2 separate regions of the Homo sapiens genome follow, and region 1 is linked to region 2. The links are chromatin contacts, found by Hi-C or POLR2A ChIA-PET in ENCODE. All regions are on one chromosome and are shown on one strand. The core of a region is the stretch at or near the end of the contact, and the rest is flanking DNA. Distances in the headings are between cores, read along the strand shown.

Region 1 (2,700 bases), core at 59-2,558, 38 kb after region 2:
TAAAAAAGACTACTTTATAAGGACAAAGGGATGAGTAAATTAGAATGAAACAACAATCTAAACTGTTTATGAACCTAATAACAGAGTTTCACGATACTTGAAACAAAAACTGATAGGACTGAAAAAAAAAAAGCAGAAAGGTAAAAAGTGTTTCTCTGGTTATGAAGCTTAGCTTAAAACATACTTTTACTGAATTAACTCATACTGCTAAAAATTTGCTAATATTTGTCTAAGTAAATAATGTATTCAAGAAAAAGCCACTTCCATAAGCTATACTACCTTCTCATTAGCTGCCAAATCAAGGCCAGTGTGAGAGTGCGGTTTCCTTCATTGAGATCTTGTCCACCGATGCCAACCAGGGAGAACTTCGCTTGATTCTTCCCCAATTCTACCGCGTAGTTACAATTCTCAAGCTGAATGAGCAGAAAGGAAAACGATTTAACGTCATCATCTTGATTATGATAAATACCAGATAAATAATAAAAATAAAGATAAAAAATGAAATAAATATGGTAAGACCGAATGACCTCTCAAGTCTCAACTGGTTCTGCAATTCTAGGATTCAAAATTAAAGAATTTTCCATCTGTCCTTAGAACCCCTCACTTTCATAAAAAATATTCATAATGTGGAAAACTGAAATGAATTCATTACTATGAATATGTTCACAGCTATATCACACTGCAGAAATGGAGAGCCATCCTTAATTACCTACATGTAATATTTCTAAAAAAGGTGAATTCATGGAGATTGACATGGAAAATTTGGAGTCTCCATCCTCTGCACACATAGCAAATGGACATGTGAACAGATATTCCTGTAGCTACGCATGGATCATTAACAGTCACGGCAATAAGAAATGCTGAGAAATGGCTGTGTCAACCCTGTTGTTTCAAAACAATGTTCCCACTGTGTTGACAGTCGACAAACTGTTTGAACAAGTCAAGCTGTCAGTACAAGCTCCAATTCTTTAGAAATTAGAATAAAGATCCTGCTGAGGGAAAAATCCCTGTGGCTCTCTGCTTGCTCTAATTATCTTAATTAGAATTTTTGCATGATAATGTTTGAAGACATCCAACATGGAATTATAAATAAGCAATTGACTGAAATAATGGACACACTTTAATAAAGCTGTTCAGGTTTCTGATTGCTGTACTAGAATTTAATTTCTGGAAAAACATTACTTGTCTACGTTTGGCTGCCTTATAAAGTATTTAGAGTGCTCTTGCAGGCTATGACTTTGCCTGTCTCCTGGAACAACAGAACCATCATTGTTTACCTTCTTCATATTGCCTCCCAGTTTGGGGTATGGCGGTTTGTTTACTCTGTTCCAGTCAACAGGAACTTTGATCTTTTCATAGAGCTGGAAGATGACCAGGGCATCTGATAAGTCACTGAACAAAACAAACACAAAAGGATTCTCAGATATCCAACATTTATTCAGGGCCTACAATGGGCCAGACACTTTCTTACATATTAGTTCAAAGAATATTCACAACAACCCTGCACACTTGGTAGTCGTAGCTCCATCTATAGAGGTGAAGAAACCATGACTCAGAGAGATTGGGGGACTCACTCTTCCCAGGTGTGACTAGCTATGCCCTTCCATCCAACATATGCTGCCTCAGGAAAAGAAAGAGCACTATGGTGACGAAATAATCTGTACACCAAACCCCTGCAACATGCAATTAACCTATATAACAAACCTGCACATGTCCCCTGTACCTAAAGGTTTACAATTTGTAAAACTAAATAAATGTAAAAGAAATATTTAGAACGGGCGCAGTGGCTCACGCCTGTAATCCCAGCACTTTGGGAGACCAAGGCGGGTGGATCATGAGGTCAAGAGATCAAGACCATCCTGGCCAACAAGGTGGAACCCCGTCTCTACTAAAAATACAAAAAATTAGCCAGGCATGGTGGCAGGTGCCTGAAGTCCAAACTACTTGGGAGGCTGAGGCAGGAGAATGGCGTGAACCCGGGAGGCAGAGCTTGCAGTGAGCCGAGATTGCGCCACCGCACTCCAGCCTGGGCGACAGAGCGAGACTCCATCTCAAAAAAAAAGAAATATTGAAAAAAAAAAGAAGAAAATTGCTTTAACAAGTGGCATAGGAGACACTTCACCACAAACTTAACATCTGTTGTTTTGCCTGCTTGTGAGCGGGTTATATGTAAGATCACTTATGACATATAGTAAATGTTTCATTTTGTTGAGGTATGATTTATATATTGAGCACACAGTGAGACTGATGTATGCAGGTGAGTTTTTCAACTGAATATCCAACATCTGAAGCTCAACTTGGCACTTTTTCCCCTTCCAGCAAGGTATGCACATTTTGTGAAGAGAATGCACATCATAGTGGTATTTGGAATCCTATGGCTCTTTTGAGGTCTCTATCTTACATTAGAATGAGTTCCCAAATATTCCTACCTGTACAAATGATTGACTCGAGGGTTAACACCCAGGGAGTTCATCCAGTTCCTAAATGTCCGCTCTTCTCTCGTCTCACCTAGATGAATGAAGATGGGTTATCTTTTGGGACCGAAGAAAACATAGCTTTTTTATGACCAAAGTTTAACTAAAGAGGATGCAATAAAAACTGAAAGTAGAATGAAAGAAAGAAATAAAATAAACTGTATTGGATTTGGACGAGGGTTCTTATACTGTGTTAATTTTTCTTTTCCATTTCAATTCCGCATGT
Region 2 (2,700 bases), core at 115-2,614:
ATAAGCAGAGGTTTCCTCCCTTTCCCCTAACTGTCAATGGTACTGCCACTGTGTACAGTAGCCAAGTTGGACATGTTGATACCAATTTTTCTCTTCTCCCCCTTTCCCTTAACTGAAGCCAATTATCAAGTTATGGAATATTAGAACTAGCAAGAACCTTAGAAATCCTGACCATATGATTCACCGATAAAATACAGAGAAAGACATAAGTCACTGATCATTGCAGCAATCTTGACCCCCACGTCAATTAAATAACAAAAATAATATCATTTTATGATAGAATTTGTTGCTCGACATTCGACAATCATGTTGAACAAAAGAAGATCAATCAACTATAATCAGTTCAGTGATCATGTACAAACACAGCTTCAGGCTCACAAGTCAAGATCTATTTTCCAAACCATTGTCCTATGGTTATTTATGACCGTGAACATTTTTTTGGTGGTAGAATGTTCCTTGTCACTGGTATATTCCTTTGCCCTATGTCTCTTCTTTCTTTGTCATTTACTAACATGAGGAGAGGGATCTGTCTCAAAGATAATTGGAGGAGAAAGCGATCATAGAACCAAAACAAAGGGGAAAAAATAAGATAATTCCAAAGGAAACAATATCAATGTTTTAAAGCCTAAAAATTGACTACTTAATAAATTACATTACATATACCCTGGAACTATTTTCTCCATGCATTGCATGTGCTATAGCATGAATTCATTTGTGTTCTTCTAGATAGTTTATCCTAAGGGAATCTACTAAGCAAAATAAGAATCAGATAATAGTTCTTTATCACACAACTCTTCTTCCTTTCATATTCCATGCTAAATAATCATGCATGATCCAAACCTCCTATTTAACACTTCACCCTCTTCTTCCTCCTATGTTCCATGTACAAGGGGAAAATAAATGATCCATAGTTAACTTTTTTTATGTGAAGACAGGAAGAATATGAATCATACATCAAGTTAGAGTATAAATAGTTACGTTTATAAAAGATTTAATTTCTTGAATCTCCATAGTCACTGGATATGCGTATCATCCAAGGTTCTCCCAATAATAAAACCAGAGCCAGGAAAGAAAAAAGACCCTGTCTTTAGTGATAGCCCATTGTGCTAAAGTCTACTTATTTGTCAGGGCAACTTGGAAAGTTCTGAAAGACCTGGCCTTCAAAGTTTACCATTTTGTCCACCAGCTCAGTGCACTGACTTGACACGACATGAGGCAAACAAGTGAGGAGAGTGGCCCACCACAGTCTAAGATTCTATTGGGTTACCTCTGAAACGCGAAGACATGCTGCTCACAGAAGAGAACAATGGGTACAAGGACTGCAAGGCTGCAAAGCTTCATCCCAACAGCAATTTTCTGTACAACAAATTTCTCTGAAGAGAAAAACCCAGATCATTGATTGCATAACAGCCTTCTTTACACACTGGTTAAAATATAACGGCATGTTCCCTCTTGTTCCTGTGGGTCAATCAACTTAGCTTCCATTTCCACTCCCAAAAAGAGAAATATTATTGGCTTAGTTAGGCTGTTGCTTGATAATTAAACACTCAAAAAGAGTATGATGAGAGTTGCTCTTAATTTAGACTATCTAGAAAATGTGTAACTCCTTGGGGAAGGTAGGGCCAAGAATAAAAGGGTAGTAATACAGTAGGATCTTGTCTGGTTTATTGCAGAACAATAGCTATAGAATATTGACTAATGGATATATAGCCCATGTTGAGGGAGATCTACCGTGAAGTACTATAAATGTCTTCCCTTGCCTCTGACTTTTTCAACATTTTAAATTTATGAAGATGTAAAAAGTGAGTTCCTCAAATCTGGCTAATCCAATCCAATGTTGAAGTGCAGTTTGTAAGGATGATTACAGGATCTCTGTTCAAAAAGATGTTTCCTTGACCATATGGAATGATAGGCCCACCCCCAATAGGAATACTATTTCATGGAAGCTGGTTCAAGCAGTAAAGACATCAGGTTACTTTGAATCTCATTTATTTAAAGGTCACCATAATAGCCATCAATTAAATCCAGGCCCATCCCCTATCATCTTGAAAGTAGCATCAAATAACATTTTGTCTAGTATGAGGCCATATCCTACCCTCTGTAAGTGAGTGGAGCCCTCTTCCCCTACATTCCCATTGGTTAATGCACTTGAATGTTCTTGAAGTCAGAATTGGCAAATTTGCAAAATAAATCAGCCTGCCCACAATTAACTTCTGAGAAGAAAATGATTTTTTTTCTTTTTTCTTTTCTTTTTTTTTTTTTTTTTTTGAGACAGAGTCTCACTCTGTAGCCCAAGCTGGAGTGCAGAGGCGTGATCTTGGCTCACTGCAACCTTCACCTCTGGGGCTCAAGCAATTCTCCTGCCTCAGCCTCCCAAGTAGCTGGGACTAGAGGTGTGCCCCACCACACCCAGTTAATTTTTTTTGTATTTTTAGTAGAGACAGGGTTGCACCATGTTGCACTGGATGGTCTCAAACTCCTGAGCTCAGGAGATCCACCTGCCTCTGCCTTCCAAAGTGCTGGGAATACAGGCGTGAGCCATCGTGCCTGGCCAGAAGAAAATGATTGAGATTTCAAACTTTTCCTTTTGAGATTTAAAACTATTGAATGATATTTAATGAATTAAAGTGACCTCCACTGTAACCACTTGTTGTATAAGAAAGAAGAAGAAATAAGAAAATATGTGTGTGTCTGCTCATA

Evidence for each region. Hi-C counts contacts between places; a loop is a spot of excess contacts on that map. ChIA-PET counts read pairs that join two places held with the same protein, here RNA polymerase II (POLR2A). Pooled maps may share reads with other maps.
Region 1: a loop to region 2 is called in a map of HepG2, with 2.8 times the contacts of the local background. The contact joins the enhancer-like site here to the promoter of CPB2 in region 2. A Hi-C loop is called at or near these places in 2 of 168 maps with a recorded cell type or tissue (HepG2 and endothelial cell of hepatic sinusoid), 1 of 37 single-sample maps with no recorded cell type and 2 of 50 pooled maps. POLR2A ChIA-PET finds 5 or more read pairs at or near these places in 5 of 52 experiments (HepG2, T-cell, activated CD4-positive, alpha-beta T cell and 2 more).

The regions. Positions count from the first base shown.
Region 1 is chr13:46,142,013-46,144,712 of GRCh38, forward strand. LCP1 (lymphocyte cytosolic protein 1) reads right to left here. Exons shown (of 16, transcript NM_002298.5): 11 at 2,430-2,508; 12 at 1,278-1,392; 13 at 280-413. Among named protein-coding and RNA genes, the nearest start is that of CPB2, 38 kb to the left of the region's middle. Within about 2 kb of position 1,309, at least 3 of the 41 ENCODE cell types and tissues checked have a DNase peak (open chromatin) inside an H3K27ac peak, as active enhancers do.
Region 2 is chr13:46,103,669-46,106,368 of GRCh38, forward strand. CPB2 (carboxypeptidase B2) reads right to left here and starts at 1,365. Exons shown (of 11, transcript NM_001872.5): 1 at 1,268-1,365. The coding sequence starts at 1,341.